Regions from separate parts of the Homo sapiens genome. Here all the other regions are linked to region 5. A link is a contact called in ENCODE Hi-C data. All regions are on one chromosome and are shown on one strand. The core of a region is the stretch at or near the end of the contact, and the rest is flanking DNA. Distances in the headings are between cores, read along the strand shown. Region 1 holds the start of CENPF (centromere protein F). Region 2 holds the start of RNF187 (ring finger protein 187). Region 3 holds the start of URB2 (URB2 ribosome biogenesis homolog). Region 4 holds the start of CCSAP (centriole, cilia and spindle associated protein). Region 5 holds the start of BROX (BRO1 domain and CAAX motif containing).

The links. Hi-C counts contacts between places; a loop is a spot of excess contacts on that map. Pooled maps may share reads with other maps.
Region 1: a loop to region 5 is called in a pooled map, with 10 times the contacts of the local background. The contact joins the promoter of CENPF here to the promoter of BROX in region 5. A Hi-C loop is called at or near these places in 2 of 50 pooled maps.
Region 2: a loop to region 5 is called in a pooled map, with 17 times the contacts of the local background. The contact joins the promoter of RNF187 here to the promoter of BROX in region 5. A Hi-C loop is called at or near these places in 2 of 50 pooled maps.
Region 3: a map of naive thymus-derived CD4-positive, alpha-beta T cell shows a loop between it and region 5 (24-fold over the local background). The contact joins the promoter of URB2 here to the promoter of BROX in region 5. A Hi-C loop is called at or near these places in 2 of 168 maps with a recorded cell type or tissue (CD4-positive, alpha-beta T cell and naive thymus-derived CD4-positive, alpha-beta T cell) and 12 of 50 pooled maps.
Region 4: a loop to region 5 is called in a pooled map, with 4 times the contacts of the local background. The contact joins the promoter of CCSAP here to the promoter of BROX in region 5. A Hi-C loop is called at or near these places in 3 of 50 pooled maps.

Annotation. Positions count from the first base shown.
Region 1 is chr1:214,601,861-214,604,837 of GRCh38, reverse strand. CENPF (centromere protein F) reads right to left here and starts at 1,643. Exons shown (of 20, transcript NM_016343.4): 1 at 1,517-1,643. RefSeq lists a silencer at 1,540-1,749.
Region 2 is chr1:228,485,962-228,488,661 of GRCh38, reverse strand. RNF187 (ring finger protein 187) reads right to left here and starts at 1,280. Exons shown (of 4, transcript NM_001010858.3): 1 at 784-1,280. The coding sequence starts at 1,173. RefSeq lists enhancers at 1-562, 680-1,540, 1,842-2,221, 1,541-2,402 and silencers at 642-841, 1,102-1,221.
Region 3 is chr1:229,624,828-229,627,738 of GRCh38, reverse strand. URB2 (URB2 ribosome biogenesis homolog) reads right to left here and starts at 1,492. Exons shown (of 10, transcript NM_014777.4): 1 at 1,383-1,492; 2 at 1-118. The coding sequence starts at 105. It overlaps TAF5L (TATA-box binding protein associated factor 5 like), which reads left to right and starts at 1,617. Exons shown (of 5, transcript NM_014409.4): 1 at 1,617-1,854. RefSeq lists enhancers at 919-998, 2,659-2,708 and silencers at 1,189-1,888, 1,979-2,168.
Region 4 is chr1:229,341,790-229,344,536 of GRCh38, reverse strand. CCSAP (centriole, cilia and spindle associated protein) reads left to right here and starts at 1,490. Exons shown (of 4, transcript NM_145257.5): 1 at 1,490-1,625; 2 at 2,024-2,438. The coding sequence starts at 2,072. RefSeq lists silencers at 41-335, 1,182-2,041, 2,242-2,441.
Region 5 is chr1:222,710,851-222,713,864 of GRCh38, reverse strand. BROX (BRO1 domain and CAAX motif containing) reads right to left here and starts at 1,301. Exons shown (of 13, transcript NM_144695.4): 1 at 923-1,301. It overlaps AIDA (axin interactor, dorsalization associated), which reads left to right and starts at 1,374. Exons shown (of 10, transcript NM_022831.4): 1 at 1,374-1,657. The coding sequence starts at 1,548. RefSeq lists enhancers at 104-323, 692-1,606 and a silencer at 1,274-1,493.

The DNA.
Region 1 (2,977 bases), core at 394-2,893, 8.1 Mb after region 5:
AGTTCTTGGAACACAGCATCTTGTATTCCACTCCCATTTATCCCAAAACTACTGAAAGGAGTCACATGCCTCTCAACCAACAAAGGACAACTGACCCTGTCTCAATATCCTCCATTCCAATCTAGTTTGTCAGGAGTCAAAGAACTGTACCCAGAGACACACAACTGTAATTGCCCTAAACAATTCAGCCAGCAACTGAAATCATTACATCAAGATGCTATAGCCAACAGAATATAAAAAGGAGCAATTTAGAAAGATGATTAGAAAATGAGGGGAATAAACATAAAGAAGACTGGCAAGCTGAATGCTTTTCCATTCCAAAGTCTAAGATAGAGAACAATATAGATGTAGACCAAGCTAACTGTGATTAGAGCAGATTTTGGCCCATTAAGGGATCAGCTATCAGCCACCTGTATTGGGCCATTGGGGCAAAAGAACAAAAAAATAAACCCAGAAGTTTACTTTTGAGGAACAGGGAATCGAGGTGGGGAGTGAAGAAAAGCCCTGGATGAAGGTTCCTGCATGGAGGACTTGCAGGACTATTGTCCTTTCCAGAAAATGCTGTATCTTTATCTCTTAAATACGTGGAGGGCACTCTTCATGCCCGAACTACCCAGTCCCTTAGTCCCCAAGGAAGCTCTTGTGTGACCTCCTCCTGCCCCACCTCCACCACTGCTTTCCCGTTGTCAGAATTCCCCACCTCCTCCAAAAAGCCAGAGTCCCCGTGCACTGTACCAAGGCTGGGTCTGAGAATGATAACCCTGCCTTCTCCTCTAGGTCAGGCTCAAGGACACGACCCATGCCTTTTATTTCTGGGTCCTCATTACACAGCCGAGCCGGGCACACAGGCGCGTTCAAATAAATGTGGAAGGGAGGACCGGGCGTAGTGGCTCATGCTTGTAATCCTGGCACTTACAGAGGCCAAGGCGGGAGGATCCCTTGAGCCCAGGGGTTCCAGACCAGCCTAGGCAATATAGGGAGGCCTATCTCTATTTAAAAAAAGAAAAAAAAAAATGTGGACGGGAGGAAGAAGAGAGGGGAAAGAGAAATGCTCGCGTAACTAACCATAGGCACCCCACGTCGCCAACCAGATCAAAACTCAAGCTTACATCTACTCAATAAAACAAAGGACCAGGGCCTGAATTTCAATAAGGTTGGTTACGGGACTGGGAAGGCGGCTTGGAAATACCTAGTCATCTCCAATTCTTTTACGGAGGAAGAAAATGATCCCCTAAAGTGTGAGTCCGTGACCGAGTAGGGTCTGGGACACTAATCCGAGACCAGTTTGAACCCGAGCAGAAGGGCGCAGACACCCCTACGAACCACATCCCGGGGCGGATTCTCCAGTTCGGTCGGGTGGGAGGGGGCGGTCCCCGGCACCTACAGGGCCGGGAGAGTGATCCCAGAGGCCTCCCCGCCCAGTACCCGCCGGCAAAAAGCCAGCGGCACCCCCACGCCGCCCGCCGCCTACCGCCCGCCGCCAGGGCCAGGATCCGGACCCAGTCAGGACGCTCACCTTGCTCTCGGGGACGGGAAAACGACCTCTCGGAGAGTACAGTTCTGGCGCGGCTTCGGCGGGCTGGAGCCCAGAGTCTAATTCAAACTGCCCGCAGCCGCCACCGGTGCCCAATTCGCCCGCTTCTGGTCTCAACCAAACTTACCTCCACGCCTATTGGTCACTCTAAGTAGCTGCGGACCAATCCGCGCCTGCGCACTCAGACTGCCGCGTCTGATTGGCCCTTTCGGATGGATTTTAAAAACAAGCCCTCTACTGGAGGTGCCTGCGCCGGAGTTTACTGTTCTTTTTTGTTGTTGCGGGGAGACGGAGACCACGTGCTTTTGCTAATGCTAGACGCGGTTTTGGACCGCTATTTCCGCAAAAGTCAGGGAATGCGCCCGCTGATTAGGAAGGCGTGGTCTATCGCCTACAGCCAGGGGAACTGTGCTGCCTGGTGAAACCTCTTTTAAACTGCACGTACCAATCTACTTAATTAAACGTAAATTTAGGACATAGATACTAGGTGCTGTGTTTGTCATGCATTCTTTATCCGGTGTCGTTCTTAACAATTCTTTGAGGAAAGTATTATCCTCATTTTATTAAAAAGTTAACAGGCTCATAGAAGCTAAGTACAGTAATTTGAAATTGAATCTACGCAATGCAGGATGTCGCTCTTAAATGCTGTCCTTTATGGTTCATATTTCTAAGACGTGATTCTGAACACTTATTTTCCGGGATTAAGGCGTGGGGGGAGGACACTGCATCAGAATTTAAAATTCAGAAGAATCCTCAAAACGGGGTGTAATGCTTTTCGTGAAGCCCACTAGTTTTCTATGTATGTTATATACTCGTTTTATTTCCCTATTAAACTATAAATAAGCTTCTAAAGGCAGAAGCAAAACAATTAATTGTTAAAGTAATAGATCTCTAATGCTGTTGTCTGCCTCAATAGGTACCAAACTTTCCAGCCCCCTGACTTTACCTTTCATTAGACTGTTCCTGCAGTACCCAATTCAAGTGTCACTTTTTTTATAAAACCTCCCTAATCCCACCCACTCCTTAGAGATAATTATTTCCTAGACCTTTCCTGGAACTTGCAAACTTCATGTTTAGGATTTTCGCCGTGTCTTGTCTTGTATTTATGTCTACGTCTGACTCCCCCATCAGACTCAAAAATTCCTTTACAGTAAAATCTGTTTTAATTCATTTTTGCATCCCTAGTAACTTTGCACATAGTAATTTAAAATCCAGATCATCTTGGGAGATAAAACTGCTATTTGGGGAAAGGCCTTGTTCTTACTATCTTCTACCTTCGAATCCCCAAAGGGAGGGGAGAGAGCAGGTAGGGGAGGAAAACTTTTGTCAGACATTGCCATGATCAGTCTAGTGTCTGGTAGTTTTAGAATTTGAACCAAATTGTGTCTGGCTTCAACACAAATTACAATTCCATTGCTTCCCAGAGTAATTATTCAACTATGT
Region 2 (2,700 bases), core at 31-2,530, 5.8 Mb before region 5:
AGCCTGCCCTACACCCTGCCCTGCCTGAGCCGGATGGGGGTCGCTCTGCCCGGTGGCAGGACCCCCAATGCAGGAGGAGCACCCAGGGACACAGTCTGGCTGGCTTCCCCTCCCCTGTATTGAAGAGCAGGACCCCAGGCTGGCTGTTGTCTCCTATTCTGTGTCCCACAACCAACCCGCCATGGGCAAGGCTCCAGACTCCCGGACCCGCTGCTGCCAGACTCTCAGAGCGGGTTTCTGAAAGATGGGAGAGGGGACAGGGGGTGCAGGCGAGGGCTGGGTGGCCCGGGGAGCAGACGAGAAGGTGGGCCAGGCCTGTGGACACAGTGGAATACAGAGGGGCAAGAGGCGTGATGTCTCCCCCAAGGGAAGAGTGAGTGGAGGAGTCAATCTGTAGGAACTAGAGGGGGTCTATGAGGGCGAGACAGGGCACAGCTAGTGATGGGACCACAAAGATGGGCGCTGGTGGGGGAAGGACTTCGTAGAAGGTAGGGGGTGGGGAGATAAGGCACCGCCCAGCAGGGGACACCAAGACGGGGAAGGGGACCAGACTCCGAAGAGACGCAGGAAATATGGGGAGGCAAGCCGCAGGAGGGAGGGGCCCAGCACACGCTGGAGAGGGGACCCGTGGCGGTGAGGGGAGGGGGACAATCCGGGGACGGGGACAATCCGGGGACAGGAACAGTGGAGACGGGAAGGGCCCAGGGCTCAGGGGGACCGGGGCGGGGGCGGAGAGGCGCAGGGCACCGTCCGGGGTGGGGCACGGGACCCCGCGGCGCGCACCTTGCCGCGCAGCGCCTTCCTCCAGCGCGGTTCCCACTCGGGCGGCTCGGGGCCCGCAGCCATACGGCAGGCGGCGCAGAGCGGGCCGGCGTCGGCGCGGCACAGCAGCTGCAGCGCGGCCTCGCTGGCCGGGCCGTCGCGCGCGGGCGCCGCGGCCGCCTCCTCGAGCGCCAGAAGGCGGCGGCTGAGCGGGGGCCTGCCGGGCTCCACGGCGCGCTGCCAGCAGTCGTCGGCGCACTCGGGGCACGGGAAGGGCCCGTCCTCCTCGGCCCAGAAGCGCACCACGCACGCCCGACAGAAGCGGTGGCCGCAGTCGGCGCGCACCGGTTCCCGGGGCGCGCGCTGGCACAGGGCGCAGGCGGCCTCGGCGGGGCCCGCAGGGAGCGCCAGGGCTGCGGGCGGCGGGGCCGGCAAGGGCGCAGGAGCGGCTGGGGAGGGCCGGAGACCTAGACGGCCGGCGACCGGACGGAGACCAGCAACAGGACGAAGACGCCAACGCCGGGGACGCGCACGGGGCGGGGTCGGGGACGCGCACGGGGCGGGGTCCGGACCGCGGAGCGCTCTGCCGATAAGATCCTGGCAGCGGTGTGCTGCAGCCGGAGGTCCTGGCCGCGCTGCGCTCCACAGACAAGATCCTGGCAGCAGTGTACTGCATCCTTAGGTCCTGGCCGCGGTGGGCTTCTCCGCCTGGATCCTAGCGGCGGTGCGCTCCTCCGCCTTGATTTTGGCAACTATGCTCTCCACCTGCAAGGTCCTGGCAGCGGCGCACGTCACCGCGCAAGTCCTGGCAGCTGCGCGCTTCACTCTACTGCCTGCGGACCGGCCCAAGTCGTATCCTGAAATCTTACTGGGCTGTCCCTTCCTACTTCAGTAACTCCTGCGAAAGAGGGAAACAAAGTTTTATTTTTACTTGAAGGTTCCATTTTTAAAAGGTTGTTTTTGTAAGCTGCTAGGATCTGAGCTGCGCGTACCCCCGCGGTAGCTCGCCCGCGTGGGCTGGGGACGGGGCGGGAAATGGCCTGCGTGGGCCTCCTCCGCTGCTCTCATCCTGCACGGACCCGCCCTGCATGGGCACGCCCTGCGTGCACGGGCCTGCCCGCGTGGACGTGCCCTGCGTGCACCCTTCCTTCAGGGACCCGCCCTTGAACGGCCCTCCGGACGTGGACACTCGTATACGCCCACCCTGCGTGGGATCTCCCTGCGTGGACCCATCCCGCTGAGCCTCTTCTCGCGCAGCCTCCCTCTGGCCCCCTGGGAAGCTACCCTGGTTGTCCGCTGTCTCCTGGCTGGGGGGAGCTCTCATTGATTCTGTGATGATGCATGACAGAAGAGCATTTGTTAGCTTTGCTTTGCTTTTCTTTCTTTTTTGAGACAGCCTCGCTCTGTTGCCAGGCAGGCTTGAGTGCAGTGGCGCGATCTCGGCTCACTGCAACCTCCGCGTCCCGGGTTCAAGCGATTCTCCTGCCTCAGCCCCCCGAGTAGCCGGTATTGCAGGCGCCTGCCACGACGCCCGGCTAATTTTTGTATTTTTAGTACAGACGGGGTTTCACCATGTTGGCCAGGCTGGCCTCGAACTCCTGACCTCGTAATCCACCCGCCTCTGCCTCCCAAAGTGCTGGGATTACAGGCGTGAGCCACTACACCCGGCCGTTAGCTTTTCTTTAAAAAATAAATTTAAAGGAAAGAAATAAGCCTTTGGGAAGAGCAATCTTGTGTTTTTGTTTTTTAATTATTTTGAAAACAAGCAAGCATGGTTAAAATAAGATTGTGCAAGTTTTGCATTTTAAAAAATTAATCTGGGCCGGGCGCCGTGGCTCACGTCTCTAATCCCAGCACTTTGCGAGGCCGAGGCGAGCGGATCACAAGGTCAAGATATGAGACCATCCTGGCTCATGGTGAAACCCCGTCTCTACTAAA
Region 3 (2,911 bases), core at 243-2,742, 6.9 Mb before region 5:
GCACTGGTGAGAAATCCAAGCAAAGTGAGCTAGTTTTAGTTTATCTTCCCAGGAAGTTGTCTTGCTTTTAAGCTTAAGGGAAATGCCAGAATAAACAGCAGCCATGGCTAGGCTTTATCTAAAATTTAAAAACAATGGGAAAAAAAATACTATAACAATGTCAGACTGAGCAGGCACCAGAAAACCAACAGTATTGCAGTACTGTATCTTGTTTACCTAATATGTATTCTTTTAAAAGTTTTTAATGAATCAACAGATTTGTCGGGGTAAATCTACATACAAGATGCTTGACTCCAGAATTTTCTGGGGGAAATTCAGACAAAAGCAAGCAAAAGATGGACTGCACACACAGAAGATGGACTATATGTATTCCAGCTATGATCAAACATCACTTCCACAAAGGTGAGTGTTCAGGAATTCAACAAGGCCAAAATCAGTGATTACATTACTTGTGGAAAGAGTCATTCATACATGGTTTCAAATTGAAAGAGGAAAAGATACATAAGCAATATCCGGAGAAAGTAATATGTCTCCAAGTGAAAAAGAAAACCCCAAAGGAATACAGTTATTTCAGCTGCAACAGTAACCTTCCACTAACACTTTTATTCAGTCGTGTATAAATTTACAACGCACATACACTTCAAAAAAGACTCTACAAGAGATACTTGCACAAGGAAAAGACTAAAAATAGAAAACAAAAAACCATGAAATCTCGGGGGTAGCAAACATACCAAACACCTACAGTTACTATTAAACTGGGTAAACTTGGCTTTGAGTTTCCTAAAAGTTATAGTAAAAAGGAACGTTAAGACGTTTTCATTTTAGAAATTAAGTTATCCTTCACTCTACTGCAGAGAACAAGAACGTCAAGTGCTGTCAGTTTTCCTATTTTGTCAAAATGTCCAAAACGAATTCAACGATGCCTGACTTTCTAAGTTCAATACCATAGAACCGCCATCGCGACAGCTACAAAGTGCATAACAGGTGTTTGCTGAACTGGCTACAAAGACAACCGAGATGCTCTCCCCGGCTCCGCCAGAGTTCGGCTCTCCGGGCCTCCAACCGCCCTTACCGGGCAATGCGAAGTCCAGGGCGGACAGCACAGCCCTGCCAGCACTCCCTGCCCAGCAGAAAGAGACCAAGCAACAAGAACCAGGGGAGAGCAGCTAGGAGCCAGGAGGGAGTTCGCCTTCGCGAATGGAGCGTGCCGAAGCCGCTCCAGCCCAGAGTCTGCTGGCGGCACCGGAACTGGGCAGGGTTGGGGGGCCCCCCATCTGGGCCCGGCCTTAGGTAGGGGGATCTCCTCTGGACCAGCCCCGGGTGGGGGGACTCACCTCGGGACCTGGCTGCCCGCAGGGGCTGACCGCAGGTGGGGGACTCACCTCGGGATCCGGCCCGGTAGGGGGCTCAGCTCGAGACAGCTCCGGGTAGACAGGGGAGGACGGCGGCAGCGGCGGCGGCTGCTGTCCCGGTGCGGCGGAGGCCGCTGTACGGGTCCCGCGTCCCCACCACGTGGGACCGGTACCCGCGCTCCTTCCGCCGGACGCCGGCGGCGCAGCGGGGAGGGGCTGCACGCACGCCAGGCGTCGCCAGCCGAGCGCCGAGGCGCCTCGCCCATTGGCGGAGACGGTTGCGCGTTGGAGGCCCGAGCGGCCCAGCCCGCGGCCCGCTCCGTGTCAGTCAGTCATGGAGCGGCCGCCCAGAGCGGCGGCGGGGGCGGCGGGGCGCGGGGCGCGGGGGCCCAGCTGAGCCGGCCGTCGGAGTGAGACCCTGCGGCAGAGACGACGGAGGCGGAAGCAACCCGATCCCGGAGGCGGCGGCGGCGGGGGGAGCCGGAGCCGCCTGGGATGTTCAGTGAGTGCCGGGAGCACGGGCGGGGAGGGCCGGGAGGGTCGCGAGGCGCGCGCGCGCGCGGGCGGGCGGGGGCCGGGGCGGTGGGGCCTCGGCGGGGCGCGCCTTGGCTCCCGCCGGCGGGCGGTGGGGGTGGGGCGCGGGAGGCGGGGCTGGGGGGCGGCGGGCGGCTCTGCGCGGGCGCGACGGCCGCGCCTCCGCCCTCGGCCTCCCGAGTCCCGGGCTGCGGCCGGCGGCGTGGCCTGCAGTCGGCGGCTACACCTGGACTGGCGTCGCGTTCCTGCGCAGGGGTGGGTCCTGCGGGTTGGATGCCGGGCTCGGGGAGGAGGTGGCGGGCGCCCGCGGGGAAGGTATCCCAGTGCCCGACAGCCAAGCAGGGAGCACGGCTCCACAGCTCCTTTGCATGTAGGGGAAAAGGAAATGTCTTTGCGGCGAAGTCGGGATTCAACTTTGCACATGGTGATCGTGCGTGGGTGGGTGTGGAGTCGATCTCCGCGTGTGACACGGGGGAGCCAGAGTTAGACTAGCTGCTGCAGGAGAGTGCTTACCTGCAAGGGTGTCTCTCGGGGCTCGTTGCCTCATGACAGCAAGGTAAGGTTGGTGCGCCCATGGTGTGGGACGGGTTCACCACCTCCAGCTCGCGAAGCTGCCAGGCTTTTGAAAATGTATTCGATAAGGCGTTGGTCCGAAGTGAGTGGATGGTTAGAAACAGTGGTGTCATTTTAGACTTAGCGGAAGTGGAGTGCAGGAACGCTACATGCAGTTCTCCCATCAGTTGTGAAAGTCGTTGTAATGCGGATCTCGCAGTCTTTGTGGTTCTGGGATCAGAAGGTAAGTGCCAGTCCCATGCAGTGTCTGTCTTAAATTACTGTACCTAAACTGACCTTGCAGATTGGAATCTCGGAATGGTGACTCCTGCTAACAAGCAGTTGGGAGCTGTGCTGAGAGGAACATTAAGTGCGGAGCGTGTCTTATATCAGGCGATTCAAGTGTGCCAACACCTGAGTTGGGGATGTAGGGGAGGACACGGAGGCTGTGCCCCAGTTCCTGGTCACAGCTC
Region 4 (2,747 bases), core at 241-2,740, 6.6 Mb before region 5:
CAGAAAATAAAGTTGGGAAGGGGAGAAATCATGGCGTCCGCGGACTCATTAGCAGCAGGGTATCCTGGAGTTTCCGTCCAGAAAACTGCCATTAACACAATCCCGTGCTAATGATTGGACTAGTAACTTCAAGTTTTCAGAGCAGACGGTCTGACCCGCCCCATTTGGGCCAGTAGCCGCCTCTGAATCATTTAGCTATGATGAGGTGGGCGGTGGTGGTGGGAGGCAGGATGCGGACACGTAGAAAGTAGGTGAATTCGTGGGAATCCTGACGTGGAAGCCGTGAGCGCTACTCACGGCCTGGGCTTGCTTTTTAACTGCTATATATATATTTAGATTTTCCAAAAGTTTTTTCCTTTCAAATCTTTTTGCAGCTACTGTATCAAGGCTCTTTTTTTAAGAAAGGGAAAATAGTGCAGGACCACTTCTGAAACTGTAACAAATGGGGCAACGTTGTATTCTTCTGTACAATGTAACTGGATCTGTGAAGGTTTTTATTTTTTATTTTTTATTTTTTTTGAGACGGAGTCTTGCTCTGTCGCCCAGGCTGGAGTGCAGTGGCGCAATCTAGGCTCACTGCAAGCTCCGCCTCCCGGGTTCACGCCATTCTCCTGCCTCAGGCTCCCGAGTAGCTGGGACTACAGCCGTTCACCACCACGCCGGGCTAATTCTTTTTATTTTTATTTTTTTAGTAGAGATGGGGTTTCACTGTGTTAGCCAGGATGGTCTCGATCTCCTGACCTCGTGAGCCACCCGCCTCGGCCTCCCAAAATGCTGGGATTACAGGCGTGAGCCACAGCGCTCAGCCGGATCTGTGGAGGTTTTATGAGCAAAAAGGGAAAACAGTGCGGGGCCACTTTTGAAACTGTAACAAATGGGGCAACGTTGTATACTTCTGCACAAAGTAACTGGATCTGTGAAGGTTTTATGTGTAAAAAGGGAAAAGAGTGTGGGGCCACTTTTGAAACTGTAACAAATGGGACAACTTTGTATACTTCTGCACAACGTAAGTTAATCTGTCAAGCTTTTATGTGCAAACGAATCTCTGAGCGAGTGAAATGGTTTTGATCAAAATCTAAAAGAATTTGGGGAGTGTAGATATAAAAGGGAGTTAAAGCCAGAGTAACAGGTGTTGTGAACACAGAGAGGAAGAACCGGTAGGTTTCGAGTGAGGACAGAGAGTGTCGCCCCCGGCCGCAGCCTGGGGGGGCTGCATATCTGGAGGGATCATCTCTTGCCCCTAACTGACGACTCCTGCAGAGTGACGCGTGCCTGGGACAGCGTCTGCTGGGACCAGGGTGGACGGGCACCTCAAATAAGTGGGCCAGGGACCTGGGCCTGGGCCCCTCGGACTGGCAGGCACGCCCGCACCCCCGCGCCTCGCGCTCTCTACGGAAGCAGCCGCCCCCACGGAGCGGGCGGAGGCCCGGGGGCCGGGAGCGCGCGTGGAGGCTCCGGGACTGAGGCGGCGCCACCGCCTCCCGCCTGCAGCTGGAGCGCGGGCCGCCGCGGCGACATCTTGCTCAGGAGGAAAGCGCGCGGGAGAGCGAGCTGCGCTTTAGCTGCTGCGCCACGCGCGCCTCGGGCCTGGGCGCAGAGGATCGGCCGGGCGCGGCGGGAAGGAGGTAAGGCAGCCCCGCGGGACCGCACGCCTAGCTCAGGGGACGCCTCCGGAGACCCCAGGACCACCCGATCACGGGCCCCGCCGCTCCCCTCCCTCGCTCCTCCTCCCGCTCAGCCCCAGTCTCCTGCGGTCCCCTCGCCCCAGCCCGCAGCCTCCCTGCCTTCCGCCCACTGAGCAGCCCTCCTCGGCGGCGCGCCCCTCGACCCCAGCAGCCCCGGTCCCCGCCTCTGCTCTTGGTCCCGGCCGCCGGGTGAGGCCGCCCCCGCCCCGCCCCCTCCCCGCCCTCGCCGGGACCCGCCCCCTGCTCCCGTCCGGGCGGGGCTCCGGGTTTAAACGTCGCGGCGGGCAGGGCCGGCGGAGGGGCGGGGCGGCCTCTGTGTCGTGTACCGGGTCCCGTAGGCTGCGGGCAGCGAGGAGCGGCTGGCGCTCGAGGCGGCGGACGGCACCATGTCCCCGGGGAGCGGGGTGAAGAGCGAGTACATGAAGCGCTACCAGGAGCCGCGCTGGGAGGAGTACGGGCCGTGCTACCGCGAGCTGCTGCACTACCGCCTAGGCCGCCGGCTGCTGGAGCAGGCGCACGCGCCCTGGCTCTGGGACGACTGGGGCCCGGCCGGCTCCTCGGAGGACTCGGCGTCGTCAGAGTCGTCGGGCGCCGGGGGCCCCGCACCCCGGTGCGCCCCGCCCTCGCCCCCGCCGCCCGTAGAGCCGGCGACCCAGGAGGAGGCGGAACGGCGGGCGCGCGGGGCCCCGGAGGAGCAGGACGCGGAGGCCGGGGACGCGGAGGCCGAGGACGCGGAGGACGCGGCTCTGCCAGGTACCCGGCCCGGAGGGGAGCGCGAGGGGCCTGCACGCAGGGACGGTTTGCTCTAAGCTCTGAGCAGCTGATCTCTTATTTCTTGCGCCACTCGGGGCTGGCTCTTCCTTTTTTTTTTTTCGGTTGACAGAATCCGTCTCTCTTGACAAAATAGGGAAGGTGGCAGCCTTTGCCACCCTTTATTTCCTTAATTAGGTGGCTTTCGGTCGAGCCAGCGGTGAACTCAATTGAAGCGCCGCTGGCTGAGTCTGGGGTCTTTCCTCGCGGGCCTCTGCGGCTTGGCAAACCTCTGAATCCCATCTTATTTCT
Region 5 (3,014 bases), core at 52-2,551:
CATTTAACGAGTTATTTCAGAAAATATCATCTTCTACACATCTTCCATATAAATTCCGATAGCCTAATACAGCATCTATGTGCCTACAAATAATATCACACTCAGCACTTGAGGCTGCGAAATCTTCCACAAATACTTCTTTTAATGCGGCCTCCTACTTCCTGGATGAAAATGTCTGAAGTTTTGCGAATCTTTACTTCAGGAAAGAAGAGGGTTTCTGCCCCTGCCCCATCTTCTCCCCTTCTGCGACCCGGCGGTCTTCAGTTTTCGGGAGTTCCTAGGGTGGGATAGAAGAACGACACACCCACCCGCAGGGACAAGGGTGCCTTTAGAGCCACCAATACAACATTCGGATCGAAGCTGTAAGCTAACACACTTCCACAAGAGGACTCCCGCTCCTAACAAGGGACCCCCACCCCGGAAGCCCCGAGTCCCCAGAGGAACCTACCTGAGCGCCGCCCCCGAGCTCTGAGCGCCCACTTCCTGTTTACCACCCAGCCTCTTCCTCCCGTGCCCAGTCCCGTTCGAGGCAGCGGGCGGCGACCGTGCGCACGCGCCAACACTTGAGTTCCCCTCTTTCCAAACAGGCATTTTTGTGGAAAGCCGATACTGTCAACCCGGGAGAGGTGGCCAGACAACGGCCGAACGAACCCCAGTTTAGCTTGTATTATAAGCTCTCCAATGACCAATGGAGATGCGGGGCAAGGGGATTCAGCGGATCTAGCTGTTAATGCCACTGATTTGTGGTGACCAATATGGATTTTCTTTCTGTCGTTTGTTTCAAGGCACTAGAAGGAGACTTTTGGTCCACTGTCCAGGGGTCTATGGAGACTAATGTAAAAGGGGGTGATCCTATTGCTTGAGACTCCGGGGAAGTAGCGGGGGATATTACTGAGAAACACCCATCCTCTGACATACTTACCAAATTTCTCAGAGTCGGTTCAGCAGTTCTTCTAAGGGAAGAAGGGCAATATATCGGAGTCCACAAGCGAGAAAAAGAGGGAGTCGGAGAACCGAGACTACAGAACCAGGGTGACGGAAAACCAGGACGGCGCCAAGCCGGAGTCACGTGACCCGGCGGCCATGATAGCTACCGAGGCGGTAGTGCGCGCAGCTCAGGGGCGGGTATTGCCGCGGCGTTGCAGTCCCCTCAAAACGCTTCGTTCATCATCCCTTTCTAACTTCTCCCTCGGCCTTCCTTTTGAGCTATGGTCTTTTTCCCAGACAGGAAGAGAAGAGTTGCCCCTACCTCCGGAGCCGAGGGAGAATGCCGCAATAGCGATGGCGGCCCTCGGCGCAGTGGGGCGGCCTCAACCTAACCCGGGGCGGGGCCTCGGGGGCGGGGTCTCGGCGGGGCGGTCGCTTTGGAGCCGCAAAGTTTGGCTGTGGCGGCAAATGGGCTTGGGCGGCTCCTCGGCGGGTGGCGGTGGTGGCCGTAGCGGTTCCTCCTGGCCCTGTTAATGTCGGGGCCAGGCCGGGGGAGGATGGCGCCCTAGAACCCGGCCTTGCTGGGGTAGGGGCGGGAGGGGACGGGGTGGGGACCGGCCATGTCGGAGGTGACCCGGAGTCTGCTGCAGCGCTGGGGCGCCAGTTTTAGGAGAGGCGCCGACTTCGACTCTTGGGGCCAGCTGGTGGAGGCGATAGACGAGTATCAGATGTGAGTGACTAACCGCGGGAGCAGGCCAGACCGGCTCCAGTCGTGCGCCTCTCCCTTGTTTCTGTCGGTGTCTCTCATCACCGTATCTGCAGCCAAGGCTTCTCAGGGTGGGGCTCCGCAGGCACTGGGGCTGAGATCCCTCGCCACCAGCCCCAGCGAGGCTGCTCTAGGGACAACGGCTCCGCTCTCTGGGGTGACTCGCCTTCTTCCCTCTCCGCCTCCGCAGGGACAGTTCCATTCAACAGGTAGCCCTTCTTTCCTGGGGCGCAGGCCCCAGCAGGCTATCTGCTTAGTTCCTTTCCACCGTCTCGCGGGTCCCCCACTTGGCAGTCAGTTTCCTTTCCTCCTCCTCTCCCAGGTTGCTTTTCCTCGATTTCCTTTTGAAATTCTCTGAGGAATACTTGTGTGTTCTCCGCCCACGTTCCAAGGATGAGTGGCCTTGCTCTGTGTGTGTCTTCCTTCTTCCATGCGTAGGAAAGGAGGGAACTGTTTGCGATTGAGGGGATGGGGGGGAGCCCAGGAAGCAACGAGGGCCAGGGATACCTCTTCTGCCAAAAGAAGGGTCTCCTCTCGCGCTCCTTCTCCACCCCTCTTTCTGGTGAGCCGTGTTTTCAGAATTCCACCTCGATTTCGTTTCGGTTTCTGGGACTGTTATTTGGTAGGCTGTGAGTCCCACCCACCCCCTCGCTCGGTTGCCTTGGGTGGAGTCCGCGCAGGATGTGAACCGAAGAGAGCAAAATGTGAATTAATGGACCACGCACAGGAGCTCCACGCCCTCCTTGGATCCCTCCTCCTTTTCCTGTATATAATGTATAGCCGCAGGGTACAAGTGAGTACCAGTTTCCTTGAGCAACCTAAGACCAATTTCTTGCCCTTTCTGGTTTCCACAGAAAACTTCAGGGTTGTCTTAAAAAATAAAAGACAAGATTTATATACACATAAAACCTTGCTTAGGTTTTTGCACATTTTACTGAACTTAAGAACTGTCTGCCAAAATGCTATTGTTTGCAAACTCGCCATTAATTATTCTCTGTTTAAAGCAAGTTATTGTTTGAGATTTCACTGAGTATGAAACCACGTATGAGTAGAATACCCCCGGCCTCCCCCACCCCCCATCCGCCCCCGACACACAACGATTTCTGGCAAGAATATACGCTTGGTACTTGGAAGATCTAAACTCTTATCGTCTCCCCGCAATAGTTATTTGTTTTTATCTATTAAGATAATTTAAATGTGTAGGTACTGACTTTGAATCGCCTGTAGCTTCAAAAAGCTCTGACAAAAACCCGTGCTCTGAGCCATTTTGCGATGTGTAACAACTACTAGCATTTGTTTTGCACTTTCACATGATTTCATT